Regions from separate parts of the Mus musculus genome. Here all the other regions are linked to region 1. The links are chromatin loops, found by intact Hi-C in ENCODE. Cell type or tissue: heart. All regions are shown on one strand. Each heading gives the region's core, and the rest is flanking DNA. Links, peaks and the distances in the headings are about the cores only.

Region 1 (10,047 bases), core at 1,101-9,100:
GGGAAGCAGGATCATGATGTTTCTATACAAGCATACTTTGTGTGTGTGTTCACACACGCGTGCGTTGTCTAGTGTCTCATCACAGATACTGGCCTTCTGTTTGCAAAATGACCCTTAAAGGACCTCATTCCTTATGTGAATATTCCCTGGAATGTCACATGCATGCCCCACACGTACATACTTAGTCTGGGAGAGAGACAACAGGATCTCCTATGTCCTAAACGTTGCTAAGGGTCTTGGGAGCTGGGAGTTCTGGGGTACAGGGGAGGGCATCTCTCTGTGACACGCCATACACAGTTGCAAAAGTTCACAAAGATGCACACTGCACCCTTCTATGCTCCCTACTGTAACCCTTTCTCTGAAAGCTGAGACTCAAGTCACTGGAAGGGCAGGCAAGAGTTCCTGCAGCGAGCTGCCGGGCAGGGGCAGGGCAAAGGGGTGCTTCATGGGCCAGCCAGGCTCAGGGGTACCTAGGGAATCCCAGATCCCTCCTGAGACCCTGGAGCGTTCAGTACCAACCTGTGTTTGTGTGAGGCCCAGCTGTGCAGCTAGCTCGGCGCGCTCAGGCAAGGCCAGATACTGGGCTTTCTGGAAACGGCGCTGCAGGGCAGCCAGCTGATAGCTGGAGTAGATCGTTCGCGGCTTTCGGACCTTTTTGGGCTTGCCGTTCACCATGCGAACCTCGGCTTCCGGCTCCTCTTTCACCGACACTGTAGGGGAAAAACACCAGTTTAGTCTCAGCCTGCGACCACCGCGTTCTCCAAGATTTCCCACCGTCGGACGCCGCACCCTCCGGCCCACTGATCTCCCCGGGACTTCTTGGAGGAGCGTAGTGCCGCCCGCGCCCGGGGAGGAACCGCAGCGACCCAGCCGGACCGGCGGCCGCCCACGACGCGGCGCTCCCAGCTCGGCACCCGGGGCCTCGGAGCGCCGACTCCGGCGCCAGCAACCGACTGGGCGAGGACCGCGCGGCTCGCTCACGACGCCTTCCCGGCTCAGCCACTCTTCTCTGGTGACCCACCTAGCCGCGGTGGCGTCTCCCACTTCTTGTCCCCCCTCCTCCCCATCTCCTTTTAATACGCTTTCTAGTTCAGGATCATTTGTTTCAGGAAAAAATTTGCAAGGACAGTACAAGCGTTTTCTCTGTCTCTTTTCCCTTTCTCTCTGTTTTCTTTTTCTTCCTTCCCTCTTCTTTCCTCCTTTTTCTTTCTTTCCTCCCCGCCCTTTCTTCATTTCCTCTGTTGCTTTCTGCTGTGCGCTTTATCTTACCGCCCCCCCCACATTTCTTTCTCGCCGTCCCCACTTCTCTCTCCGCATCTCTACTTCCCAGTCTCTCCTCCATTTCTGGGACTTCTTTGGGTCTTTCTCCACAAGCCTTTCACTACTCCGGGTTTCCCCTGACGGCATCCAAAAGAAGGGCCCTGGAACCTCCAGTCCTCGCTGACTCCCCTCCAGCTCTCGGCGACCGTCTTTCGTCTCCGGCTCAAGTGCCAGCGGGATGGCAGCATTGAAGGCCCCCATGATCACTCAGAAGGAGCTCCCGGTGGCTCCAGCTGCCCTGGAATCTCCAAGAGACCGCGGCGCACAGTGCGCGCCTCTTCGGAGTGTCGTTCACCCCTCTGGAGGTCATCTAACCCGGTCTCCTCTAATCTCCAACGCTTCCATTTCTTAACCTCGAGTTTCCCTAGATTTCAGCTCCTATTCCCAGACTTCCTCTTGCTTGGGAACCTTAGAGTCCCTCGCACCCTCTCCACAACCCGGGCATCCTCACCTGGGTCCTGGGCAGGCAAAGGCTGCTCCCGGTACGCTCCGTACTGCCTATAGGATCCCCCGTAGGTATATTCCGACTTGGGCGAGTAAGCGCCGGTGCCTGCGAGCCCATTGAGATTGAACTGGTGGTGGTAGGTGTAGGGGTTCACCGTCTGGCCGTAGGGCTGGCCCGAGTAGTAGTCATGCTGAGGAGCGCTGTAATAGCCCAGGTCAGTGACTGTAGATTCGGGCAGGGTGGGCGAGTCCTTGGAGCCCGCATGGCAGCTGAGCGAGCTGGAGATGTCGGTGAGGATGCTGCTGAGCTTGCGATCGAAGGAGCCGCTCATGCTGGCGAGCGCCGCAACACCCCGGGCCTCCTCCGAGGAGCGCCGAACGGGCGGAGGAGCCCAGGTGGGGGTGTGTGTCCAGAGGGCGAGGGCAGGACGCGGTCGCGTCTGGGGGAGGGGGTGGCCGAGGGGCGCTTAGACCATCGCCGGCTGTCGGTCAGTCGCTGCGTGCCTCTCTCCGCGTCCCAAGCCACAGTCAAATGCTGCCAGCTCCGCCCGGCCAGCCGGTTATAGACTCAATGTTGGAGTCGCCGAGGGAGGCTCCTGCGCGCTGATTGGCTGCAAGTCTTGCCTTCGAGGCAAAACACGCTCGCGCTTTCTCACTGGCTCCCCCAACCCTCTCAACCCTCTTTGTTGTTACCCCTAATACACACACACACACACACACACACACACACACACACACACACACTCCCCCCAGCGCCACTGTGTTCCTCCTATGCTCTACCTCCGATAAATCCCCCAAATGTGCGGAGGGGTTGGCTGTGCGGAGCCCCCAGGATCTACTAATCGGTCTGTTTTAGTGGCCAGGGGTGGGCTTAGGTGAGATGAGGAAGGAGGGGAATTTACCCATTGGGTGTTTGTGGAAGGAGGTGGTCCTTAATGATGTATGTGTGGTCTATGCAAATGACAGACAGAAAGTGGCAAAGACCCAGGGTCCATGAAAATATTTTGATCACTTTTAAAATTGGAAAAAAAGGTTGGACTATATAAATATATTATATTTTTGTTTTGTTTTGTTTTGTTTTTTGTTGTTTTTTTTCGAGACAGGGTTTCTCCGTATGGCCCTGGCTTAATATGTTATCTTAATGACACTGCAGATGTGAAATATAAAATTTTAAATTCTGAAGGAAGAGTCTCACCAAGCAAGAACACCTTGGGCCTGCAAGTCCCTACTGGAGCAAGGCTGTATGGATTTAGGGGCTGCTTTAGAAGACAGAGGTACCCCCAGCTATATGTGTGCCCTTTCATGAATGGAAGAGCCACGAGGCAGTCAGTCCCTATGAGGCTGGCTTTCTGTGTTCTTCAGGAAGTCTGGAGGCAGGGTCCACTCAGTCTGGGACAGCTCTTAGGAGCACAGACTTTGTTAGGGGTGAAAGATCTATGTTACATCTTCCGCAAAATACACAAAATACAGTGTGTGCAAGAGTGCCCGTGAGAACCTGTGTGCATGAGAGTGTGTCTCTGTATGTAGTGTGAGGCAGTGGAAGTGTAGGGTCCTGAATGACCGACCTGTGAGCTGGGTATGCCCAAATGTGCATAGATACATGCTCAGATCCATCTATCTCCAATAGACAGGAGCCATGTACTTCACTCAATTTCTTCTGTCCATGGAGGCCCCAATGAAGATGTTTCTCACCTTGGAGCAATCTCCAACCCCCCTAGTCTTGTCTGGCTCTCAAAGTCCAGTTCCCGGGTAATATTTACTGTTCTGGGTGCCAATCTCATTTCTCTATTGCATCTCCACTTCTGCTCCCAAACCTATCCTTGGAGGAAGGAGGCTTCTCCCAATTTTAATTCTTATTTCCCCCTCCATCCCCAGGCCTTCCCTACACACCTCGAACCTTCTATTTCCCCTGCCTTTGCCTAGCCAGGACACAGTGCCAGCGCACCACCTCGTGGTTTTCCGGAGTTCTGCAACTTGCCTTAAGGCTGCATTAAGGAGGAGGTAAGCAGGCAGACAGGAAAGGGGTCTCATTCTGCTTAGATTGTTTAGGGGCCGCAGTCAAATGTTTCGATGTTAAACTCAGACACAGGATGCTGAACCTGGAAAAACGTAGAGTTGGCTGGGCAGAGGACCTAGGTCGGGGAGCAGTGACAGGAGTAGGTGACCGCCTGGCCTGGGCCGCCCCAGGAGGCCGCCGCGTGGGAAAGGTGGGGGCGGGGGCGGGAGAGGGGAACGCTATCTGTCTGTCTATCTGAGCGTCCCCCCAGCTCCTATCGCCCGCCGCTGCGAGCTCGTGGCGGGACGAGTTGCCACCCGCTCTGGATGCCCTCTGTTCTTCTGCCAAGAGGGCGCCCAAGGAGCCCGGGGCGTTGGGGGCAGGAAGGGCATTGGGCTGCCGGTTCCCCTCCCAGGATGCAAGCGGGGGCGGCGGGGAGGGCCTGTTTTGGAGCCCCCAGCTGCCCACAGGGAAGGGACAGCGTCGGGCAAACCCTGTCTCGGGAGTTCGTTCATTCATTCATTTGGAGTAGCAGGTGATTCGGAGACGCCCCAGTCTCTCCTCACCCTACCTGGGCCTGGCTGGGTTGAGCACAGGAGCCTTGGGGTAATAGTGAGTTATTTTAGGGTAATTTCCAAGGTCTGTTGTGCTCTAGAAGCGGACTGAAATCACAACAGTAACGTAAAGAAACATTTAAGGCCGGGCATGGCAGCGTATGCCTTTAACACTAGTACTCGGGAGGCAAAGGGAAGTGGATGTCTGTGTGTTCGAGGCCAACCTGGTCTACAGAGCTAGTTCTAGGATAGCTAAGGTTACACAAAGAAACCCTGTCTCGGAGAAGGGGGTGGGGGAAGAATTATTTAAAAATTGTTTGTGTGACTAACACTTTGTTGCACAGTGTGCTGGAGACTGCCTACCCCATTCACCATAATCCTTCAGATACCTAAGATAGTCTTTGGGAAATGTTTGTTGAGTGACTAAATAAGAGGACCTGAATTCCCTTGACCCAGAGGCCAGGCTGAGGCTGAGGCACAGTTGATGGAAGGCCTGAAGCAGGCACAGGACTCATTCTCAATGGAAATGAGTTCAGAGTTGTTCCTGAAGGGTCCCTACGACCAGCAGGAAGCTCCCTTCCACCAACAGCTGGGTGAGAGCTGGGTGGAGAGGCAGCCAGAAGATGCAGCAGGACTGGTGTCACCCACTGGACCTCATCTGGTCCAGCAAGATGAGCAAGTGTCAGCTAGCCAGAGTCCTGCTCCTGAAGGAGGGGTGAAGCAAGGCAGCTGGTGACCTCTAGGAGGCTGGCAAGAGTGAAGGACGCTGGTTGGTGTCCAGGTCAAGGTCTGTTGCACGGAGAAGAGGTGCCTGCTGATGGCCCTGGTCCTTGGAGACAAGGTGTCAGGCCGAGTGGGCACTGTTCATAAGGAACCAGCAGAGGGATGACGCTCAGGAAAAGAATGGAACCAGGAGTGTAGGCAGGCTTGCTTTCTTCCTTGCCTGGGGAACTGGCGCCATCTAGTGGCCATAAGAAGGTCATGTCTGACTCTCCGGAAGGCTGGAAATCAGCCTCTTGTAGCAAACAGTTTAATGGTCCCCATAACTCTTTGGTTTCCAGCTCCTTCTCTGTTCTCCCATCTATGTTTGGTCAGTGACTTCTCTTTTTGGTTTTTCTGCTTTCAAGTTAAAAGAGCAGTTTACACATATCTTTCCAGAGTCTCATTCAGGCACAGTGTTGGTAGAGCCTCTGTGGTGTGTCCATGTCTTGGGTGCTGATGAGCTGATCTTCAAGACAGCCATAATGTCCTCTTCATGGGGCCCAACTTCCATCATGGGACGTGGGCACTCTGAGGACTGGTTTCACTATGGTGTGGTGGGTGATGGGGTGGGGGTTGTATGTGCTGCCATGGTAGAGGCCAGACCTTTCATAGGCCAGAGGGCATCTGAAGCAAGACCTGCAGGAAGTGTGGCGTTTGGTCTATAAAAACAGGGCTGTTGGGTGGGTAGGGGAGTCAGGGGGAGTGTATGGGGGACTTTTGGGATAGCATTGGAAATGTAAATGAGGAAAATACCTAATTAAAAAAAACCAGGGCTGTTGGCAAAGAGTGGTTCTTGGTTGCTGGAAAAGGCTGTGCAAAGTCTTGTGGAGCTGCCTAGAGCTTAGTATGGGGGTGTCAGTGGTAGGGAGGCCCTAAAAGTGAGGCAAGGGGCTCAGAAATCAGTCCTGGAAGTGGAATAGCAGGACCATGAACTGTACTCATAGGCTGCAGAGAACCATTAAAGTTTTAATGCACACCTTTAATCCCAGCACTTGGGAGACAGAGGCAGGCAGATTTCTGAGTTCAAGACCAGCCTGGACTACATAGTGAGTTCGAGGCCAGCCAGAGCTACACAGAGAAACCCTATCTCAAAAAAATAAATAAATAAAAATAAAGAAAGAAAGAAAGAAGGAAGGAAGGAAAGAAGGAAAGAAAGAAGGAAGGAAGGAAGGAAGGAAAGAAAGAAAGAAAGAAAGAAAGAAAAGAAAAGAAAAGAAAAGAAAAGAAAAGAAAAGAAAAGAAAAGAAAAGAAAAGAAAAGAAAAGAAAAAAGTTTTAACCGGGTTGGAGAGATAATTTAGTGGTTAAGAGCACTGACTGCTCTTCCCGGGGTCCTGATTTCAATTCCCAGCAACCACATGGTGATTCACAACCATCTGTAATGGGATCCGATGCCCTCTTCTGGTGTGTCTGAAGACAGGTACATTAGTGTACTCATATACATAAAATAAATAAATAATTCTTTTTTTTTTAAAGTTTTAATCATGAAAGAACAGGGTGGGATTTTCATTCTAGAAGCACCCCTGGCTGTTCTGTGAACAAACAATTGCCAAGACTGAAGGCTAGAGACCTCGGCACTGGTTCAAGCCAGAAGAAAGTGTGGTCTGGGCTAAAAGGCAGTGGGGCAGAAAGAATGAAAGATGGCGGCTGCCGGGTCACGGGGTTTGGAGATGCACGGTGTGAATGGTGGGGAGAGAGGAACGGGGAAATGGTCTACAGTCTTCTGATGTGGACAGATGAGGGGAAGGTGGACACATTCTATGAACACACAAACCCCAGAAAGAGGGGCTGCATGGCTGGGAAGAGGATGCAGCCAGTTTGCTGCAAGCGTGTGCACCTGCAGACAAGTGCTTATCCTGACCCACAAGACTGCATGAGCCAGAGTTGTACACTCAGCACCCAGACCGAACAAAGCCACACCCCCAGCGCCCAGAAGTCATGCGGGCAAACACCATCTTGATCAATGTCAACTGAACAAACGGATCAGATTGTCCTATGTTTGTTTTTTTGTTGTTGTTTGGTTGGTTGGTTTGGTTTTTTTGAGCCAGGGTTTCTCTGTGTAGCCCTGGCTGGCCTCGAACTCACAAAACCGCCTGCCTCTGCCTTCCAAGTGCTGGGATTAAAGACGTGCGCCACCACTGCCCGGCATATGTTTGGTTTTTAAGACTCACTTCCTTTACCTTAGGTATCTGAGCATTTTTGCCTGCATGTGTGCCTGAGACCCAGGGAGGTCAAAAAAGGTCATTGGATGCCCTGGGTTGGAGTTATGAGTTAAGAGTTGTGAGCCAACATGTGGGTGCCGGGAACTGAGCCCAGGTCCTCCGCAAGAGCAAGTGTGTTCTTAGCAGCTGAGCCATCATCCCAACTCTTTTTTAGCTTTTAGGTAAATGAAAGTATACAGTATATACTCTTTTGTCTTTGACTCTGTCTCCTCCTCCTCCTCCTCCTCCTCCTCTTCCTTTTCCTCCTCCTCTCCCTCCTCTTCCTCCTCTGCCTCTTCCTCCTCTCCCTCCTCCTCCTCCCCCTCCTCCTCTTCCTCTTCCTCCTACTCTCTCTCCTCTCCCTCTTCTCCCTCCTCCTCCTCCTCCTCTCCCTCTTCCTCCTACTCTCTCTCCTCTCCCTCTTCTCCCTCCTCCTCCTCCTCCTCCTCTCCCTCTTCCTCCTACTCTCTCTCCTCTCCCTCTTCTCCCTCCTCCTCCTCCTCCTCCTCCTCCTCCTCCTCCTCCTCCTCCTCCTCCTCCTCCTCCTCATTCTCTTCCTTGGCAGCACTGGGATGGCCGCATGGATGTTGAATGCATGCTGTACCACTGAGCTACTAGCTCTCCTAGCTCCGCCTGGTATTTTTTTTTTTAACTCAACACTGTATCGTAAGATACATGCATGATGTGGAGTATATTGGCACATTGTGTGCAAGCCTCTTGTCATAGACTACATCACCGTGCATTTATCTGCTCTACAGTTGACGGGAATTTGGGTAGCTTCCAGTCTGAGGTGATCCTAAGTCTCGCTGAGAGGCGTCTTCTTGCACCTGTCTTTCGGTGCACGTGTGTTTCGTGCCGGAGGGCGGAATGTGGCATGTGTATGGGTGACGGTGGAGGATCCTGCCAAGCAGTTAGTTCTCTTAAGTGGAGTCTGAGCATCATTGAGACACCTAGGGAGGTCTGTCCAGCAGCCGTCGGTCGGCAACATGTCACATGGCTCTGAAAAATCAATCAGCAACCAGGCATGGGGTAGTGGGGCATGCCTTTAGTCCCAGTGCTTGGAAGTTATAGGCAGGTGGATGTCTGTGAGTTCAAGGTCAGCCTAGTCCATAATGAGTTCCAGTACTGCATAGAGAGGCCATGTCTCAACAACAATGGAAAAGGAAGAAAAAGAAGAGGAAGAGGAAGGAGGGGGGGAGGAAGGAAGGAAGGAAGGAAAGAAGGAAGGAAGGAAGAAAGGAAGGAAGGGTTAGGAAGGAAAACTTGGAGTCTGGCATTTTGCTGCAGTAGAGTCTCTGGCATAGATGAACGTCTTGGAGGGAAGAAGAGTGTACAGCAACAAGGAAAATGGCAACTGAGAGTGGTCAGGGGTGAGAGGCAGTACAAAGGGCCCTGAGTGGTGGTGGTGGTGGTGGTGGTGGTGGTGGTGGTGGTAGCTCTGAAGGAGAACTTCAAAGAGGAGGGTGTGGCCAGTGAGCTCAAAGGTAGCTATGTGGCCTAGTTGGGTCAACAGGAGGATGCCATCTCCTTGGAGTCCTGGAGTCGGTTGGAGATGTGGGAGGAGCTGGGGATGGGGGCCAAGGCTGAGGGGAGAGTGGGAGGGAGGGAAGCCCAGGGCAAGTGCAGGCAGCTCAGAAGGTCGTGGGGGCTGGAGAGGGCAAAGAGGGCTGAAGACAGGGATACTGGCATGCTGGGAGCAGGAGTGTGAGTGTTTGAAATGGGAGCAAGCCTGTTTTGATGTTGGTTGGAACCGGTGCCCTCCCTGAGGAGGTAGGCGGGTGGGCGGGAAGAATCTGGAACCCCACCAAAGAGGTGATCACTCGTGTTGAGTCAGGAAGGAAGATTGAATGATAAGAGGCAGCTCTTGCTCTGCTCAACAAACTAGAGTTCACTCACTAATCGCTAGGAGTCCTGGCATGGGTGCCCTTGTTTCTGCCTTTTGACAGAGGGGCAGAGAGGACACGTAAATGGTGAATTCAAGATTTGAGCCCTGTCTTTGTCCTCCTCCTCCTCCTCCTCCTCTTCCTCCTCCTCCTTTGAGACAGGGTCTTGCTGTGCAGCTCAGGGTGATATAGAAATCACCAACTGCCCCACCCCCCATAGAAATCACCAACTGCCCCCCCCCCCCCGCACCCCCGGAACACTGGGATTGCCGGCTAGGGCAGGAAATCTTAACTTACTCTGGGGCCAAGGCAGGTAGGCCTTCTGGTTTGGCCAAAGGTTACGTGGAAACTGACCATGTGGGTATTTGCTAAGCCAACCCTTGAGCATTTCCGTATGTTCAGAACATCTTAGGGTTACAGGGATTGTTCAAGCTGTTTGGGTCTTTCCCCTCAGTACATATGTGGTGTGAGGGTAAAGTGAAGCTATCGAGAGAGAACTGGTGGAGCCCGAGGCACAGGGAGAGTGATCAGGAAGTCTAAAGGGAATCTGCAGCCAAGGGGACCAGAAAGAACTGACTGTGCACAGGAAATGCCTTAGTGTGCCGGTGCACTTTCTGGGGTGGGGGGAGCTAGGCTCCTGGCTGCAGTGGGTAGGGGATTGGCCTTGAAAGTCAGGGAGAGGCAGGGGTTGTTTAAGAATCCATGTTGAGTGGGGAGGGAAAGGAGGAGTGGAGTGACCTGGCTGACAAAAGGAGGAAAAGTTATAGGTCGGAAGGCCTGAGGTCAGAGGTCAGAGGCTGCAAGAGGAGAATTAGAGGGGTTATACCTGTCAGAACCATTAAACCCAAGCACTAGGCTGGAGAGATGGCTCAGCGGTTAAGAGCACTG
Region 2 (10,047 bases), core at 1,443-9,442, 110 kb before region 1:
GGCCATGGGAGACAGGTATGGGGGACTTTTGATCTGGTTCTAGCCACCCCAAAAATTCAAATGTCAACAGGAGCCCTACTGGTGACTAGCCTTTCAGTCTGAAGCATGCTCCTCCCCAGGATAGTTCTTGCAGGAGACCCCTCCCCCACCTGGCCACTAAACAACCTAACACCAAGTTGCCACCTGAGACATCTCTCTCCTTCTCTTTCTGCTCAGTATTGTGCTGTTTCTGTGTGCAGGTCGGTGGTGCCTAGTAGGCTTTCCATCTGGGTGATCTCATTAAGTCTACTTAATTGTAGGTATCAGTAGTCCTCCAGTTTGGAGGCTCGAGGAGGAGCTTGAGGCTCAGGAAGATGGAGTAACTTAGCCAAAAATCATGTAGTTAGGCAGCTGATAGAGATAAGATTCAAATAGTCAGGTATCCAGTAGGGCAGAGAAGTGCTGTCGGTGGGGGAGCTGGCAGCTTGAGGAGACCTTGGATGTCTCAAGGACGAGCAAGCCTCAGCTTATTCTCATAGGTGTGAAACTTTTAAGCAGAAAAATTACACGGGGAGAGGAGATCAAAGAGCTAGACAGTCTGAATTTAAATCTTGTCTTCGATATCCAACTGTGTAACCTTAGGAAAGTTACTACACCTCTCTGTGTTTCATTCTCCCTTCTGTACAAAGATGGTAGAGGCAGTGTCTTCCTCTCAGGTTGGCTTGGAGGAGTGAGTTCATGATTCCCTAGACACTGGGCTGAGAGCAATGCTTGGGTACACACCAGTGCTGTGTGAGTTTGGACTAGTCCTGCTGCCTCATAGATGCCCCTCCATCTCCCTTCCTCACTACCTCCCCCATCCTCCTTGAGAAACAAGCAACCTGCCTCAAGTAAGGGCATGGCCTGTGGCCTGAGCTCACAGGGACCTGCATTGCTTGTATGCTGCTCTAATGTCACAGCTGCCTCCTGTCACTCTAGCTAGGGTTGGCAGGTCCCTGGTGGGTAAGAGGGACATGGATCAGAAGGAAGCCACACAGAAGTCTGAAAAAGCAATGTGACCTGGTGGACTACTTGCGTCTTCTTGCTTGCTGATGCCTGGGTATGGCTGAGGATGTAGCCAGAGACATTCAGCTTGAGAGAGTCCTCTGGGGACTGGCAGCATGGGCGAGCATGAGAGGGCTTAGGGGGATGGGCTGGTGAGGGCCAGCCTGGAAGGAGCAGAGATGTAAGATGTAGAAGCCAAGGGGTTTGGTAACCCAGGCAGGCCTTGTATCTGAGGCGATCCTCCTGCCTCAGCGTTCTGAGCGATGGGCATGCAGGAGTGTGTCTCTGCACCCCCCAACCCCCGCGTGTTTTCCCTCTGATAGTTGTTTCAGCCCAGTGCCTGGGCACAGAGGCTCTGAGTAACTCTCTCTCCACAAGCTGAGCTTAAGGCATATGGTCTGTGGTTTCTGCCAGTGTGCAGCTCCTAGAGACGGGACAGCGAGGAGTCTAATGGAGGCAGTGGGTGGAGACATCAGAGGACGTAGAGGGGGGACTCCAGTTAGCGCTCGGAGGATTCTACCGATGTACCTTGCCCTTTCGAGTGCCAGCACAGACTGGATCAGGGCAAGGGAGTTGCACTTCCTAGGGGCTTGGGAAATGTTTCTTTTTCCTTTAAGTGGATCGTCACTAACAATTATCCAGTGAAAGAGGCCCATGAAAAGTTCTAGGGATATCCCTTACACACTGTGCCTCCCACGAGCCACTAGCAGAAACACCCATCACCGGTTTTTTTTGCACCTTAGACTCTTTTGGTGCCAACAGATTTGATGTCAGTCCAAGCTGAAGGCTAAGCTTTGCCACTTATGAGGGGTGTGACTTGGGCCCATCCCCGAATCCCTGTGCCTCTGTTTCCTCACCTGTGAAATGGGGCTAATAGCACTTGCCTCATAGCGTTATTTGGAAAGTAGCCAGAAGGGTGCCTGGGCATAGAAACTGCTTTGTAGATGTTTGTGACATATGATAAAGAAATAAACACTTCAGAGCAATAATGTCTGTGATATCATGGTTTGGCATACACACGCCAATGCAGAGAGCTAAGGGTGAGGACATAACTCAGTTGATAGAGCATTTGCTAGCCTGCACCCAGACCTGGGTTCCTTTCCTTGAACCACACAAACGGGCTGTGGTGGAATATACCTGAGACTCCAGCAGCCAGGATGTGGAAGGAAGAGGATCAGAAGTTCAAAGTCACCCTCATCTATTGAGGAAGATAGAGGGTAGCCTAGGCAACCTGACTGAAAAAAAAAAAAAGTTTTTTGTTTTTTTTAATATAAAGAGAACTATCAACAAGGTTATACCCAAAGATACCTTCCACACTGTGCACCTCCAGCAACTGGCCCAGATGAACCTCCTGCAGTCTATCTTCCTGCTTCAGTCTCCTGGGTGCTGGAGGTACAAGCATGCACCACCATACCAGGCGTATGTTTCTAGGTCCCCTGGAGCCAGGATTTTCTGTAAGCTTCTGCTGAGGTCAGCATCGCTGCTGCTAGAATCACTGACCCATACAAAGCATCTGTGCGGGTGGCATCTTCAGTCTGCCCCAGGAGCCGCTGCTCTAGTGACCCTGACACGGTGGCCATTCCCACAAAAGCTCTGTGAGCTGAACCCAGACAAGAGGAGAGTCTGGAAATGGAGACCAGGATTGGGAGATTCCAGCCTATGCACCCTGCCTGCCATTCATCCCGTGGTTTGATCGGTTCAGGACCCCCATTTGCAGGCAGCGTAGCCAAGAGAGCTGAGAAACCCCCATAGGAGTGAGGTTTCCCCATAGAGCTCCCAGGAAGGATGCTGTCAGTAAAAGAGAAGTTGCCAGAGAGCCTGTACGATTCTCATTACACAGTACTGAGTGTCCAGCACCCCTAAGCTCTGCACAGAGGCAGGGATTCACAAGGAGGCACAACTGCAGCAGGACAGAGACACCAGAGACTTCCTACCAGACCCACAGCTGAGGGGGACGTCCTAGGGGTAGCTAGTGACAGAGTTTTCTGGCATTGTGGGTTTAAGACAGGATGGCAGGGTTGGAAAGGGGACAGCTGGACTGTTGTCCTCTGCTGGAAGCCTGGTGTCTACATCCCAAGAGAGTACGTGTGTGTGTGTGTGTGTGTGTGTGTGTGTGTGTGTGTGTGTGTGTGAGCCTCTATTGCCATGATCCAGTGTTTATGGGAGGAGGGAGAGAAGAAGAGGTCTCCATCCCAGTAGTTCTTCCTGGGACAGAGCTATCTTCCCCCACCCCACCCACCCCCACCTCTTGGGTTCCTGAGGTCTTGGAGCACCTCCCTCCACCCTGTAGAGTCATTGCCTCAAGGCTGAGGTATGGATCCCAAGGCTCTGCCACCATTTCAGCTCAGACTGTCCTCCTCGGCCTTCCTCCTACATGCAACCCAAGGGTCCCTTGGAAGACTTGCTGAACAGTACTGTTCTAACCACACCAGCAAGCCAGCAGTGGAGAAGGGCTGGGTGGTGAGGATTTCTTGGGGCCAGGGACCTGAGCAAGCCTGGCTCCCATCAGATAGGCAGCCTGGGCATGTCCCCGTTGACAGCTGTTGTGAGGGACAACCCTGGATGATGACTGAGTTCCAGACCAGGATACACATGGGACATCTGTTTTCCCATCCTGGCTGAGAAGGGCCCTGTGGCACCCAGTGTCCCATCAAGCTATCTGTGAAAGCTCTGGACTGTCCCTCATACCTCTACCAAAGGCACAGGTTGTGGCAGCCTCTCTCATTCCATGAAGAACTCCAGCTACTCTGTTGGAGAAAGGATTTGGGTCAGACAGCAGGAGGAATTTCCCAGGTCACAGCAGTTCATGACCCCTATTAAATGCTCGGATCCCAGCGTGGAATGCTTTCAGTACCCTCCTTCCTGCAGGCTTTGTAGGGTCAGACTGCTGGGTGGCGTGTGACAGTGTGTTCAGGGAATGAGACAGGACATAATTCTCAGGTCACAGATGATTTTGGGAAGAGCCAGGCAGTGATGGCACACACTTTTAATCCCAGCACTTGGGAGGCAGAGGCAGGCAGATCTCTGAGTTCAAGGCCAGCCTGGTCTACAAAGTGAGTTCCAGGACAGCCAGGGATACACAGAGAAATCCTGTCTCAAAAAAACAAAACAAACCAGAGATGCTGGGGTAAGGTATCCATAGTGGTACATTCCCAGCAGTCTTGAGGTAGAGGCAGGAAGATCAAGACTTCCAGGGTATCCTTGGCTACATAGCAAGGATAAGGCTACCTCGAACTACATCCGATGCTGTCTCAAACAGGGAAACAGAGGTTGAGCAGGGAAGGGCTTCACAGGGAAGCCTTCCATGGTGATGGGAGAGGGGCTTAGTCAGGCTCGAGTAGACTATATCAGTAGCTTCAACAGACACCTGAAGGTCACCCAGTTAGCCCTTAGGGGTCATATAGGAGGTCAACCCAGGTATGCTCTTGCCTCAGATTCAGTGTTCCACTACTTCACTAGAAGGCATCCCCTGGAGTTAGAACCCCTAGGCTTGAATCTCAGCACCTCCCCTCTCCTATCTTGGGCAACTGAGCTTGATTTCCTCATCTATAAGACAAGAATGATGTCTTCCTAAGGATGGACCTCCTGTTAGGCCCTCACAGCGCTTGGCTCAGAAATGCTGTTCGGTGGGCACCAGTTGTAGTCGATCACAATCCCCTAAGAAGTTCTTTCAGCTGTCTGCCCTCTATCTCACCTATGATCAGATGTCATCTTTTAGTTTACACTGGGAAGCAGGACGAGTAGATATGTTAGTCCCTTCCAGCTCAAAGCTGGCTCTGCATTCCCCCTTGCTCCCTCCCTGACACCCACCCACCCACCAGGCCTGCACGGTGAGATAATGTCTAAGAGATACTCCGAGTGACTTGGAGGAAGAGGCCAGACAGTGAGTGACCAGAGGTGATTATCTGGGGTGACTAAGGCGGGTGGTTTCCCTCCCCCCAGCCTGAGCAGAGGGAGAGACATATGAGGCAGTCTGCAGTGGGGTTGCTCCTTAGAGAGGGTTCGACCTGGGGAAGTGACCTCGGGGTGGAGGTGAGACTGGACACTCTGTTCCAGGTAGATTTTTCACAGAAAGCAAACACAAGAAGACACAATGCATCCTGTATGAAGGAGATTGGAGGCAGGGGCCTGGGCCAAATAGACTCTCCAGCCTTTGCTTTCTATTTTTTGGATGGCGCTCTGAACTTCATCCCTGTCCTTTATAGCCTGGGATTAGCTCAATTCTGGGATCTCGGGGCAGGCTGCCTTGTCCTAGCTGGCCCTGGCCATCTTTACCTGAAGATGCGGGTGAGGGCTAGGCTCCGCCCTCCAGGCCCCGCCCCCTGGCCGCCCCGCCCCCTGGCAGTCCGCATGCAGTTTCCGCTCTGGCCTCTGGGTGCCGCTCGATGGCTGCGGTTGGTCCATCGCCCCCCTCAGCTGATCCTCACCTTCTTTCGACCTTTTTCCAGTCCTCCCGCGCTGCCACCCCGCAGCGGCTGCTTGCATTTAGGGAAAGAGAAACGGCCACCCCTACGAAGTATTTTCACAAACATCTCATTTGATCCTTTTGTTGTTAGTGAGCTGACTCTCCGAGGCATGGAGAGGCCAAGTGGCCTCCCTCAGATCTACAGAAGAGGGAGAGGATCTTAGGAATTGAGTCAGCTGGGGGCGGGTGGCAGGAAGGGGGTCTCAGATGCCTGCTCTGGTTGTATGGGGTCCCAAGGAGAAGGAAAAGAGGCCATGCAGCCTTGGGCAAGGCCCTGCTCCGCTCTTTCCCAAAAATAGATCTCCCTTCCGAGGGCGGTCTAAGGAAATCCCATTTAGAAAACAAATCCTAAAAAGAAACTGCGCATATCCAGGCAGTTAAGGGCAGGTTGGGTGAAGGACCCTATTTGTTTGCAACCCATAGTCCCAGATGCAGGGTTCCTGTTCTTCTGTCCCTGGGGAGGTCCCGCACAGACCCTTTCCTGAGGCAGTGATGAAAGAAGGGGAGAAGGAGGCTTAAAGCCTGGCAGCCATAGACCGAAGTGGTTGGGAGGCAGCTCTACACACCCGGCGGGCACGCGCGGGCACACACACACACACACACACACACACACCTGTCCATGAGACAAGAAGAATGTCCCAGAAGTCATTGCTTCCTTCCTGTTGCTTTAAGAGTCAGGCAAGGTCTTCCCTGACCTGCCTCAGCTCCTCCCATCTACCCCTAAATTATATACATGTATATTTTAACAAAATATTTTGGGACATAGGGTGTATCTCAGTGGTAGGCCTTGAGTTCAGCTCCCCAGGGCCTGAGGAGAAGACGGAGATGATTTCATTCAAGAAGTTATGGGCTGAGCCTGGTGGCTCAGGCCTGCAATCCCAGTTACTCAGGGGCTGGGGTGGGACACTCATGAATCCAAGACCTGTTTGGGCTTCAGAGTGAGTGCCAGGACAGTCAGGGCAAGGTAGGGAGACAGATTCAGCCTCAACAATTTTATTTTATTTTATTTTTGGTTTTTTGAGGCACGGTTTCTCTGTATAGCTCTGGCTGTCCTGGAACTCACTGTGTAGACCAGGCTGGCTTCGAACTCAGAAATCTGCTTGCCTCTGCCTCCCGAGTGCTGGGATTAAAGGTGTGCGCCATCACGCCCAGCTTATTTTATTTTTTTAATGATTTATTTATTTTATGTATGTGAGTACACTGTAGCTGTACGGATGGTCATGAGCCTTCATGTGATTGTTGGGAATTGAATTTTAGGACCTCTGCTCACTCCGGTCAACCCTGCTTGCTCAGTCCCTGTTCACTCTGGTCCACATAAGTACACTGTAACTATCTTCTGACACACCAGAAGAAGGCATTAGATCTCATTACAGGTGACTGTGAGCCACCATGTGGTTTCTGGGATTTGAACTCAGGACTTTCAGAAGAGCAGTCAGTGCTCTTATCCACTGAGCCATCTCGCCAGCCCAGCTTCAACAATTTTAAATGGGGCTGGAGAGATGGTTCAGTGGTTGGAGCACTGGCTGCTTTCCCAGTTAATGTCTGCTCAGTTCCAGCAGCCACATGGAGGCTCACACCTTCTATAATGCCAGTCTCAGGGGACTCAACGCAGCCCCAGGAAAGGGTCTGCGAAGAATCCCCAGGGACAGGAAGAGAGCAGGGACCCTGAATCTGGGACTATGGGCAGCAAACAACAGGGTCATTTACTCAACCTGCCCTCCACGGACACTGCCCTTATGCTCACATGGCGCACAGAGATGCATGTGGACAAAACACCCATACACAGAAAGCTTGGTTTTGTTTGGTTTTGGTTTTTCGAGACAGGGTTTCTCTGTGTAGCCCTGGCTGTCCTGGAACTCACTTTGTAAACCAGGCTGTCCTGCAACTCACAGAGATCTGCCTGCCTCTGCCTCCCAAGTGCTGGGATTAAAGATTTCAGCCAACACCACCCAGTTTAGATAAAATGTTTTTTTAATCAGTATTTATTTAAAGGGCTGGAAAGATGGCTCAGTGGTTAAAAGCACTTACTGAGGGCTGGAGAGATGGCTCAGCTAAGAACACTGGCTGGCCTTCCAGAGGTTCTGAGTTCAATTCCCAGCAACCATATGGTCCCAACCAACCATCTATAATGGGATCTAATGCAGGTGTGTATGCAGAAAGAGAGAGAGAGAGAGAGTGTGTGTGTGTGTGTGTGTGTGTGTGTGTGTGTGTGTGACAAACCTATTCATCTTAGCAGATAGCTCCTAAGTCCTGAGCTGGGTCTGTACGCACAAAGCCAGTTCTCACACGGGGCCACTGCGAGCCTGCTGTTGTGTGGCTGTACTCTGTCCACATTGGCCTCTCTCATCAGCAAGCATCCTGGACACTAATGTTCTACCCTCGTAGGTACCACTGGGACACAGAGTCCCCTGGAGTCTCACACCGCCATGTTGCATGCTCTGCCTCGCTGGCATGGTGTAGCCGGGCCAGCGGGTGTACATCTGATCCCTTGCTTCCTCCCACAGAGTCCCCTGGAGTCTCACACCGCCATGTTGCATGCTCTGCCTCGCTGGCATGGTATAGCCCGGCCAGCGGGTGTACATCTGATCCCTTGCTTCCTCCCACAGAGTCCCCTGGAGTCTCACACCGCCATGTTGCATGCTCTGCCTCGCTGGCATGGTGTAGCCGGGCCAGCGGGTGTACATCTGATCCCTTGCTTCCTCCCGATGAGGCACTCTGTCTTCTCTCCAACCCTAGGACGGGAAGGTTAGAAAGTTCTTTCTCTGGTCCGACCCAAACCCAGATCCCCCAGATCTGGGTCCCCACCTTTGAATGACAGCTGGCTGTGCCCTGAGGGAGATCCTTTACTGCTACGCCTTGGTATTGTATGTGCTTGGATTAAGTGATCATTCCTCTCCTTGGAGGACAATTCTTGCAGAAAGGGGAGAATGTTCTGGAAAGAACCCAGGAAACTCGGGATAATCAACACGGGGCTTCTTTTCTGAAAGCTAGGGGTGGTGGAACCAGGGCCACTTCCTGCCTCCCAGGTCCCAGCGTTTGAGAAAGACAAGGCCTCTGAGCTCGGGCAGGACATTTTGAAGCACTTCTCAGAGTCATCCAAAGCTTACTCTCAGGTATTAGGGGACAGTGGCTTCTGCAAATGTCTGAGGGGGAGGGGCAGGCAGAACTTGGGAAAAAAAAAAAAACCCAGCTGTCCCTTCTTCCTTAGTGGCCTTTGTCACCAGCTGGCTCCACCACCTGCCCAGCATGAGGTTTGAAAACTGTGGATATCACTTGTATGTGCCTGTCTCTACACTCAGCAGGTAGCTCAGAATTAAAGGTCATCGGGGGTCAGCATTAACCCTTTGGGGTTTACCCAGCCCAGTAGGGCTGTGGCTGCTCAGCTAGTACCCATAACGGGGTACATTCCCATAAATACCCAACTGTTTCCTCCAGGATGCTGCAGTTTTGCTCCTGGTCTTTGCCCCCAGAACACTGTCCCCATCCTGAAGCAAAGCCACACTGGAAGCATGCTGCATTGTGTGGTGTTCCTGGGGCAGTCAGGGGGCCTGTCGCACAGTCTATGATAAGGCATCCTGAGGAAAATCACTATTAGAAATACACTCAAAGCGGCCGGAGACGGCTCAGTGGTTAACAACACCTGCTTATGCTGAAGACTGGCTTCAGTTACCAGCACTCACATGGCCTGGTCATATCCATGTCTAACTCCAGTTCAGGGGGGGGGGAGTCTAACACTTTCTTTGGGCTTCTGTGGGCACCATGATACACACATATATGCACATGATACACATATATACATGTAGGCAAAACATTCATACACATAGAATAAATTTGTTTTGTTTTGTCTTTTGTTTTTCAAGACAAAGTTTCTCCGTGTAGTTCTGGCTGTCTTGGAACTTGCTCTGTAGACCAACCAAGCTGGTGAACTCTATTGCTTCTAGTGCTGAGATTGAAGGTGTGTGCATGCCACCACTGTCTGATTTCTGTTTTGGGGGAGGAGGGGTGTTATTTTGTTTGTTTGTTTTAAAAGAAATACACATTCAGGCTGAGTGTGGCACACGTCTTTAATCTCAGCACTCAGGAGGCAGAGGCAGGTGGAGCTCTGTGAGTTCAAGGCCAGCCTGATCTACAGACGGAGCACCAGGACACAGAAACCTCGAAAAACCAAAAACCAAACAAACAAAACAAACAAAAAAAAACCCAAAAGCAAAAACCCCCAAAGCAAAACCAAACAAACAACACCCCCACACACACCAAAGAAAAACCCAGAAAACAAACTATTGAAGGCTGGGTCTGGTGAGCTCAGGGGGTGTTTACCTAGCACTCATGAGGCCTTGAATTCTCTGGTAACACTCAGGAGGCTCGCGCTTGTCATTTCAGCACTTTCCGGGAGGATAGCCTCTGGCACAGCACACAATGCTCAGTGGACCCACAGGAAGTGTTAGCAAGTGGGTACCAGCGGCAAGCCTGGCCGGGCACAGCCCTTATCCAGCTCCTGGAGGGAGGACTGGGGGTTCAAGGTCTGTTTGGGCAGCTTAAGACTCTGCTCAGAACAAAAA
Region 3 (10,047 bases), core at 1,066-9,065, 130 kb before region 1:
TGGAACTCACCATGTAGACCAGGCTGGCCTCAGAAATCTGCTGGCCTCTGCCTCCTGAGTGCTGGGATTAAAGGCGTGCACCACCACTGCCTGGCCAGGCTGGCCTTGAATTTTGAATCCTTCTGTTTCTGTCGCACTAGTGCTACAACTATGAGTATGCTCTATTCTGCCCAGCTGAGCATCATTTAAAAAAAAAAAAAAAAGTTCACGAACAAGGATCTGGGGCTTGCCTGGGCCATGGCTCTTCAGCAGGGGTAGTGGAGTTTCGTCCTGAGAATGTTCATGTGTATGGGGTGAGGTCAGGATAAGTCGCTGGAATAGTCCCAGGATGACCTGGGGTGGGGCTGGGTGAGGCCAGTCCTGATCTAGAGAAACGTGGGCTGAGCTCAGTGACAGCCAAGGGTGTCCTGGGTCTGAGGTCTGGAGGACAGGAAGTGGGAGGCACTGGGATGATGATGGGGAAATATGGCTCAAGGAGTAAGGATGCCTGGGTGCGCTTCTGGACAGTGTGGCGCTGAGATGCCTGGACTGCCCAGGAGGAGGCACTGGGCTCAAGGAGCAAGGGTGGTGCTGGAGCTGTTAGAGAACACCAAGAACCCTCAAAATGTCTGGGGAGATGGCTCAGTGTGAGGACCTGAGCAAAAACCCAAGAACCCACATAAAAGCCACGTGGGATAGCATGAGTCTGTAGTCCCACCGTCCTAAGGGTAGACAGGAGACTTACGAGGGAGGTTTGAAGATGGATAGCCTGGCATGCCCCTGCCTCAAACGGGGTGAAAGGCAAGAGCTGATGCCTGAGGCTGACCTCTGACCTCTGTGAAGAACATGTGCATGGGGATCAGGGGACAACACCCAGAGAAATGTGAATGAACAGACTAGAGATGAAGAGTGTGGGGTACTACAACCCAGCGAAGTGGGTCGATTGGAGAACATCCAGCAATTAGGAGGGAAAAAAAAGACTAAGCATATAGTAGGCTGTCTATAAGGTGATCCCATCCGCTTAGTAACACGAAAAACATGTCCATTTATAAACGGATACATGCAGATGCCAGGACAGTGTCAAACACTTTGCAGAATTGGGGTTCAGTCTGGGAAGCAGTTGATGTATGGGAAGGGGAGCAGGAAAGAGACAGATCTGGGACCGGGGGAGACACAGGGTGCCTTCATTTCTCTCTGTAAAGGGTTGGTTTTTGTTCTTTAAATTTTTACATGCATTTGTTTGTTGTTTGTTTGTCTATGTGTTTTGTTTATGAGGTAGGGACATGCCCATGTGTGTGGTCAGGGGACAACCGAGGGAGTTCATTCTCTCCCTCCATCCCGTGAACCCCAGGGGTTGAACTCAGGTTGTTACAGTTGGCTACAGGCAGAGTCATTCCACCAGCCCAAGTTCTGGTGTTTTAACCTGGGGTGTGGCTCTGGTTTTGCACACTTCGGTGTGCCTTGTGCAATGAGTAAATTCTGGGAAAGAGACCGCAGTGGAAGTCTGAGAACCTTGGAGGAGTGTTTCAACTGCGGCTGGGGTCGAGTGCTGCTTGCCTGGCATGCCTGAGGCCATGGGTTCAATCCCCAGCACCGAGCAGGGGGGTGGGCGGGATGAGACTTAAGGGAGTGTCAGTTACCTCACTAACCAGCTGGAGAGGTAGTTAGCCCTGAGGCAGGGGGATGACCATGCTGAATTCTGCAGGAGTCAGTGAGTCTCCAGTGCCCAGGGGCTGGTGGGCAAGGATAGTGTTGAGACATGAAGATTTGAGGAGGCTAAAGTCAAGCCCTGTTGCCTGGGCATAGAGAGTGGGTGATGCCCGCTCTTGGCAGCAGTAAGGTAAAGGATGCGGTGCCAAGCTGGGCAGAGGGGCTGCCAGGGTAGAAGATCAGAGGAGCGGATGGGGGTGCCGGGGCACTGTCAGGGCTTGAAGCAGGAGGCTGACGGGGGTGGAGTGTGGGGGATCAGCAAAGCTCGGGGGAGGCCAAGAGGAAGTGGGCATTGCCAAGCCTGTGGTGGGAAGCAGTTGGTGCCAGCTCGGGGCTGAGGGGCAGAGGGTAGGGGTGAGTACCCTGAGCCTGGTCTCCCCTGGGTCTCCCTTAGCCGGCCAGTTTTGCTACTACCATATTGTATCCTGAAGTCTCAAGGACAGAAGACCTTTGTACAGAAAAGGACAACCATGCCCAGGGGTGGAGAGATTGTCCTAGGTCAGGCCACCCTGTGAGTCTGGTGACAAGACCTGGACCAGTGCTGCCTCGGTGTTTGGATCTGTGCAAACCCTATAGGTTGCATAGTGGGGTGAAGGGACCATGGGAGGGGCTCCTTTCTGATCTAGTGCCAAAACCCTGCTTGTGGAGGAACAAGGCCCAAATGTTTCCAAACAGCAGACATAAGGCCACAAACACAACCTAGCAAATGTTCTGGCCCAACAGAGGGGTGGACCTTGTGATTCTCGGTGTCAGGGAAGGTGGCAGGGATTCCCACAGAATCTGAAGCAAAGAGTTACATGCCTATAAACCCAACAGAGTTTATTTATGCCAGGCGGTGGTGGCACATGCCTGTAATCCCAGCACTTGGGAGGCAGAGGCAGGCAGATTTCTGAGCTCGAGGCCAGCCAGGCCAGCCTGGTCTACAGAGTGAGTTCCAGGACAGTCAGGACTGCACAGAGAAACCCTGTCTCGAAAAAAACAAAAACAACAACAAAACCAAAAAAGGTTATTTATTTGTTTGTTTTTGAGACAGGGTCTCCATATGTATAGTCCTGACTGTCCTGGAACTTTCTACACAGACCCAGCTGACCTCAAACTCACAGAAATCCACCTGCCTCTGCCTCCAAAGTTCTGGGATTGAAGACATGTGCTATTATGCCCACTTTAAGGAATTATTTTCAGAGATGAGTGTTAATCCAAGCACTCAGAAACATAAATTTGAGGCCAGGCCAGGCTGTATGTAACAATAACCAACAAAACAAGACAAACAAACAAACAAACAAACAAAAGCAGACAGTTGCTTGGGTGCTCAGTTGATGGAGAGTATTTTCCTAAGCAAATATCAAGCCCTTGCTTTGATTCCTTGTAGCACAAAAAACAGGCCTGGAGGTGCCCATCTGCAGCCCTAGCAGTCAGGAAGTAGAGGTGGAAAGTTCAAGGTCATCCTTGGCTACATAGTGAATTTGAGGCTAGCCTGGGGTACATGAAATCTTTTTTTTTTCAAAGTTTAAAAAAAATTAGAAAACAAAGACTACTTAAAGAAGACTCCTTTGTATTTTTATTTTATGTGTATTGATGTGTTACCTGCACGTGCGTATATTTTATATACCATGTGTGTATACTGCCCACTGAAACCAGAAGAGGGTGTCAGGACTTCTGGAACTGGAGTCATGGATGGTTGTAGGCTGCCATGTGGATGCTGGGAATTGAACTCGGGTCCTCTGGAAGAACAGCCTGTGCTCTTAACCACTGAGCCATCTCTCCAGCCCCAGAAGAGTGTCTTTTTTAATAGGAACCAAATACCCCATGATGCCAGGGCAGGCTTTGAAAGGCAAAACACATTGAGACAATGACTGTGGTAAGTGAGGTTGACCATATTACTCAGGCCGTCCCACGGGAGCCAGGACTTGGGTCTTCAAGATCCCTGTGGCCCCCTGCACCTGCCTTGGGACTGAGCTAAGGGCTTCTCTCAGGTTTTGTCCACTGTAGCCCCAGGAGCAGAAACTAGAGGTCAGTTGGGATGTGCCCCCTGGAAGACTTGGAGCTCCTCTTTGCTTTACAATATAATGGAATAAGATCCAGGGAAAAGTCACATCACCCTCAGATTCCATTCAGGTCAGAAGTATGTTTGCGGCCTGTAACTGCAGGCGTTTGGTGGCATTGCAGGATGGCGCTGGCTTAAGCTAGTTTTCCCCCAGGGGACTGAGAGCAGTCCTGTGAAGGACACTCAGGGGGACAAGCCTGGCTGGAGACAGATGGAGCAGTTTTGACTGCCCTGGTGTCCCCTGACCAGAGGAGGAGCCAGCAATGGCTTGAACCTTGTACCCTCTCCACCCACCCTCTCTTTGGCCCAGAGGTGCCTGACTGCTTTGAAAGGGCGGGGTGCACCGTGGCTGCTGGGGGCTGCAGGACAAGACCCATTTAGCCTCAGCAGTCATCTGACCCCCATGACTCAGGCCTGGCCCTGCCCATGGAAGGCACAGGGCCAGTCTGAGCTCATCTCCACTGCCCGGAGCAGAAGTGGTAAACAAGTTCACCTTCCACCTCCCACCCCAGTGAGGAAGCCGGGAACAGAATGAAACAAGCCCCCCCGCCCCAAGACACTGCACCACCCAGGTGCGTGCCATGGGTGCCCCTGGACTAGTCAGTGTGTGCTAGGCTCTTGTATTAGCGACCTTTGATGTCACATATCCATGGGGTGCCCACAGCAAACCTTTGAGGGCTGGAAGATGACCGGGGCTCCTGGAGAGACTAAGACTAGGCAGCCGAAGACACATGAAACCCAGTCTAGGACTGGTGGTCACCTTGAATACCTTGTTTTACCTGAATCAGCCCGCACTTGTATGCTCTGGGCCCTTTGTGGCCTCTAGGAGCCTTTCCACAGGAAAATATTCATGGTCTATTGCTCCAGCTTGCCTGGCCCACAGCGACGTGGTGGGAACTGTTGTTGTCTTCCACAGCATCTGCCTCTCGCTGGGGCTTCCAGCTCCTCTGCCTTTCCTCTCCTCCCTTTCCCCGCTCTTTCCTGCTTTTCTGGGCTTCTACTTTTCAGAGCTCTCCTTCTCCCTCAATCTAGGTGACCGTCATTGCCATTGGTGGCCACCAGATGGCACCAGCGCATCATGTGTTCTGTCACTGCGGCCGCACCAGCACCCGACCCCGGGAGGGCTCACCATTCTTAGCTTCTCACCCTGCCCCAGCCCCTTTGAAGCTTCTGACACCTGGTCAGGATATAGCTGAAGACATGAGCTCCCAGCTCCCGGGCCAAGGGCTCTGCTGACTCTCTTGAGACTCCTGTCAAGAAATCAAGAACACTCATTCCACAGAGCTCCAGCTCTGAGGGGTCTTTCTCACATATCTACTAAAGGAACACAACTCAGAGAAATGAAGGTGGGACAGTCAGTATCGGTTTTGTGGAAGGGACTCAAATCTAAGCCTTGTGGGTTCCAAAGCCCTGGGGATTTCTTTTTTTTTTTTTTTTTTTTTTTTTTTTGGTTTTTCGAGACAGGGTTTCTCTGTGTAGCCCTGGCTGTCCTGGAACTCACTTTGTAGACCAGGCTGGCCTCGAACTCAGAAATCCGCCTGCCTCTGCCTCCCGAGTGCTGGGATTAAAGGCGTGTGCCACCACGCCCGGCGTCCCTGGGGATTTCTGAGTGTAGGGTTCCCTGATCAGATCTCTCACATGCTGACTCTGCCATTGCCCCTTCCACGGGCACGTTGGCTTTCCTTCAAATCTGCCTCGAGATGGGCTGTGATCATGCTGTTCTGGATGCTGCAGAATTCAGGAACCTGGGTATCAGCTGGCACTTCTGCTGCTCTCAGCCCATCTCTGTAGCTGGAGCTGGCAACTGTTCTCTAGGAGTCCCTGATGGTGTGATGGGCAAGCTGGGGAAAGGTGTCTAGGCAGGCTTCCTGGAGGAGGCAGGCATCAGGACAGGACAGGTGAGGGCAGTGTGCTATGCAGCACTCTGTAAGGAGTGCTGTGTCCTTCAGATGTGTATGGGAAGCAGAGGAGGCCTGGCTGCCACAGCCCTGGAGTCAGGCTCAGTTCCCTCCTCACCCTGCCCCCAACCCCTCACTCTCTGTCCCACTGGGAGGCCCTGTGGACTGGGGAACAGAAGACAAGGCTGGAGTCCTACCCTGGGCCTGAACTGTACCCTGAACAGGCTGTGGCAGTACCCAGGAGGAGCCAGAGAGTAGCCACCATCCCCCATTCAGGGTCCCTCTGTAATTACAGCTATTTTTAGGCCCCTCTTCCTTCCTATTTCAGGCCTCTGGACTAGGCTTGAGAGTGGGCTGTCCTGGGGCAGCGGCCTGGAGCCGCTAAAGTAAGACGAGGCGTGGGAGATCCAGCCACAGCGCTGACCACAGGTGGGCGGAGTCCTGGTCCAGGGAGCTCAAGACGTGGCCAGAGCAGAGCTGGCGGAGGAGGCGTGTCTTGGCCCATGGACCCCTCACCGATCTGCACCATATTGGCCCATCCCTCTACTTTCAACACTGCTGGTCTAAACGGTTAACCCTGGCCTCAGTTTTCCAGTCTAATAAGATTGGGTACCCATTATCTTCGGGACTGTGGCCTTGGGTTGGCACAGAGTGGTCACAGTAACAATCACTAATTCATGTGTATGTATGTGTGTGTGTGTGTGTGTGTGTGTGTGTGTGCGTGCTGGTGTGCATATTGATGGACCCATGCAGAGCCCATAGGTCAACATCTTCCTCTATTGATCTCTACCTTCCAAAAACAAAACAAAATAAAACAAAATAAGAAAACAACAACAAACCAACCAACCAGAGTTTCACTGTGTAACCTCAGCTTGCCTGGAATTTATTATATAGACACCTACCTCTCTCTTGAGACTAGCATCAAAGATGAGCATGCCTGCTCCATGTAACCCTTTAAAAAATATTTTTAAGTTGGCTTTTACTGTGAGGTGTGTGTGTGTGTGTGTGTGTGTGATGTAGGTGTCTGAGTGCAGGTGCATGCATGTATGTGTGTGGGGGGCAGGTGTCTGATTGCAGGTGTGTGCACTTATGTGTGAACATCACGGGACAGCTTCCAGCGTCAGTTTTCCCCTCTCACACTGGGCCCATGGGGCCGATTGCAGGTCTTGCAAGGCTGACATGTTTATCTGCTGAGCTAGCTCCCCGGCCTCACCTTACTTTTCAGACAGAGTCTCTTACTGAACCTGGAACTCAGTGAGATTCAGACTGTCCCCCAAGATCCTACTGCCCCAGCCTCCCAGCCTGAGAATACCAGAGCATGCTGCCATACCCAGACTTTTGGGTAGGTGTTGGAGACCCAAACTCAGGTTCTCATGTTTATACAGCCAGCTTCTCCGTTCTGAGCCATCTCCCCAGTCCCTATGACCAGAGTTTATTGAGCACTTACTGTGTGCCAGATGCTGTCCCAGCCTTTGACCTATATTAATTCACTGTTGACAACATTCTGAGGTCAGGATTATTTTATTCCTATTTTACAGATAGGAAAACTGAGTCTCTCAAGTGTTTCATTGCCATGGGCTGGGCTTGGTCTCACATGATTTACTCTCTCATCCCTGTCTTTGATGGTGTTGGAGGAAGAAAGGTATCCATCCAGACATTAGTTTCTTCCTGGTCTACTTCCAGACTCAGTTCCTTGGGTCTGGGGCTATTAGGCATGGCATGGTCTGTCTGTCTGTCCAGTCATGGCCCAAGGCCTGTCCTGCAGGAGGAAGGGTGAGTCTTGCCCAGCTGGTTCCAGTTAGGCTCCAGAAAGCAGGCAAGGGGTATATTTAGCCCTGGTTTCTCAAGGAGCCAGAGATCTTTCATCCTTGGAGACGCCGGCCACAGTGGGACTGGCCTTGCCACAGCTGGGCCCCTGGGCTGCAGGGCGGGCAGGCTTCGGGGCAGGGAGGGAAGGGTCCAGTGTGAACTGGCCTCTCTCTGACACCAGGAGGTGATGACAAATGCCCATGTCAACTGGGGCAACTGAGCTTGACTCTGATGGTCCCAATCTGTCCCTAGAAGTTGAGGGCTCCTGAAGACACTGGAAGCAACATCAGCACCCGATACCTGTTCCTCCAGCTCAGATGCAGTCTGTCTTAGGTTTTCCCCATGGAGGGCTTATTCTGTATCTAGTCCTGACCAAAGCATCAAGGGCCCATCTTTCATCAGGAGAGGTAGGCAGACGATAGAGCTTGGGACCTAGAGAGAGGTAGCCTTCTTCTTCCTTTACTTATTTTTAAAGATTTTATTTGTGTGTGTGTGTGTGTGTGTGTGTGTGTGTGTGTGTGTGTGTATTTTATGAGTGCACTACCTGAGGAGACCAGAAGAGGGCATCAGAACCTACAGAGCTGGAGTTACCAAGGTTTGGGAGCTACTGAACCTGGGTGCTGGGAATCAAGCTCAGGTCTTCTGGAAGAGCAGGAAGTGCTCTTAACTGAGCCATCTTCCCAGGCCCTATTTATTAATTTTGAGAGTCTCATGTAGCCTAGGATGGTCTTCTGCCCCACTTCCTGTTTGCTAGGACCCTGGGCATGTGGCAATGTACCCCATTTATGCAGTGCTGGGGATCAAACCCGAGGCTCAGTCCATATTAAGCAAGCACTGTACTGACTGAGTTACACCCTGCCCCCTTTCCATTCTTTCCTACGAGACTCCCTGATGCGTTTGAAGTTCATATTTGCAACTGGTGGGAGGGTTGGGGGCAGGTAGATACAGACAACAGAAAGAGAGGCCATAATGTGCAGCCTATGCTGGCTCTGTGGGAGGTGCTGGTGTTTCCTGGGCACCCTCTCTGGGCCCCTGGGCATCGTGGTGCCGTGTTGCTATGGAGGACTATGTTGCTGGGTGTGTGGTGACCCCCAGGTGACTGTGGCATTGCTCAATGTGGATAGTTATGATGGTGGGGACTCTAGTGTGGTGCTTCTGGGGGCTCCTGGGGAGTGTGGTGGCAGAGGCCAGATGAGCTGCTTTAAACAGCACCACTGTGTGTTTGCCTCTATGTGAGACTGTAAACACATGGGTTGTTGGTTGGTTTAGACCTGTGTGTGTGAGTGTGTGTGTGTGTGTGTGAGTGTTGACTCTGAACATGACTGGATATGGGACGGCAGTGTCCTACTAGCCACCCACGCCTTCCCACTGCACACAAGGCCTGATCCCAGCTGAAGTTCATGCCCCATTGCCCTTCCGGGGACCCCCACCCGAAAGCCACAGGGCCACGGGTCTGTGATAGGGAACCCTACTAGCTGGAAGCCTCTGTCTCTCCTCTAATCCTCTCACCCCCACTCCTTCCAAACCCATCCTCCACAAGGCAGGCTTCTACCTGCCCTGGGGCGGAGGCTGGGAGAGAAAGAGGAGCCGGCAGCCTGCCCGCCTGCCCGCCGCCCTCTGTCGTCTCCCCTAGCAGACAAAGAGCTCACCCTGGTCTCTGTGGGCGTCTGGGAGACGCTGGGGGGATTAGCTCTCCGCGCCGCCCTCTCCCCATCTCATGCCAGCCCACCCAGCTGGCACCAACACCTCAAGCCCAGGGGTGGTGCCCTTGCCACAGCCTCTGCATTAGTGTGGATTTGTGTGTGTGTGTTTATATGAGAGTGTGTATGTGTGTGTGTGCATTTGTGTGAGTGTGTGTGTGTATAAGAATGTGTATGTGTGTGTATTTGTGTGAGTTTGTGTATGTACGTGTGTGTTTGTATGAGTGTATGAGTGTGTGTGTGTTTGTATGAGAGTGTGTATGAGTGTGTGTATATGTGTGTGTGTTTGTATGAGTGTGTGTGTGTAAAAGAGTGTGTATGAGTCTGTGTGTATTTGTGTGAGTTTGTGTGTGTGTTTGTATGAGTGTGTGTATGTGTGTTTGTATGAGTGTGTGTGTGTGTGTGTGTTTCGCAGGCTGCAGTGAGGTGGGTTTCACCTTTTCTGCCTGGCCTGGGTTAGGTCTCGCTTCAGTTTCTCCTCTGCTTGGCAGTTTAGAGGTGCCCCAGTTGGTATCCAATGCCCACCTCATGCGTGTGATTTTTCTCTTGAGACAGGGAGGGTCTCCTGTAGTCTAGACCGGCCTCAAACTTGTCTGGTAGCCAAGAATGATTCTGAACTTCTGATTTTCTTCCTTTTGGCTTCCCAGTGCTGGGACTGCAAATGCATGCGTCCGCGCTCAGTTTATGTGATCGTGGGGATCGAACCCAGCCAGGCTTGTGCACGCTAAGTATTCCGCAAATTCCCCAGCCACTTTAGTTGGTATCCATGGTTTCAAACCTCCCGTTAACCCATTTGTGTTCCTTCCCTTCTGTTAATGGCAACACAACAGTCTCCCCCGTTCCTTGTCTTCAAAGGAGAGAGCAGGATCGACTGTGAGCAGGAGGAGCTCTCTAGAGGGGTGCAGCT

What was found. Peaks named below come from ENCODE experiments on the same cell type or tissue, not always from the same donor. Only the 100,000 strongest peaks of a DNase experiment are listed, where the experiment ranks them.
Region 2: a loop joins it to region 1, with 5 times the contacts of the local background. A loop is called at or near these places in 36 of 42 quality-filtered maps.
Region 3: a loop joins it to region 1, with 11 times the contacts of the local background. A loop is called at or near these places in 28 of 42 quality-filtered maps.

The regions. Positions count from the first base shown.
Region 1 is chr11:95,112,371-95,122,417 of GRCm38, reverse strand. Dlx3 (distal-less homeobox 3) reads right to left here and starts at 2,301. Exons shown (of 3, transcript NM_010055.4): 1 at 1,772-2,301; 2 at 520-710. The coding sequence starts at 2,096. In heart, for the core only: CTCF peaks have their summits at 3,718, 5,068 and 5,269 (motif pointing left); DNase peaks (open chromatin) are centred at 3,747 and 5,167; H3K4me3 peaks cover 1,889 bases; H3K27ac peaks cover 655 bases; H3K27me3 peaks cover 4,564 bases.
Region 2 is chr11:95,227,488-95,237,534 of GRCm38, reverse strand. All of the region lies in intron 1 of Gm11515 (a long non-coding RNA gene), which reads left to right. Among named protein-coding and RNA genes, the nearest start is that of Gm11515, 27 kb to the left of the region's middle. In heart, for the core only: a CTCF peak has its summit at 5,391; a DNase peak (open chromatin) is centred at 5,384; H3K4me3 peaks cover 673 bases; H3K27ac peaks cover 354 bases; H3K27me3 peaks cover 2,564 bases.
Region 3 is chr11:95,246,263-95,256,309 of GRCm38, reverse strand. The region is part of intron 1 of Gm11515 (a long non-coding RNA gene); the gene reads left to right. Among named protein-coding and RNA genes, the nearest start is that of Gm11515, 8.7 kb to the left of the region's middle. In heart, for the core only: a CTCF peak has its summit at 4,788 (motif pointing right); DNase peaks (open chromatin) are centred at 3,969, 4,809 and 5,929; H3K4me3 peaks cover 442 bases; H3K27ac peaks cover 1,696 bases; H3K27me3 peaks cover 1,185 bases.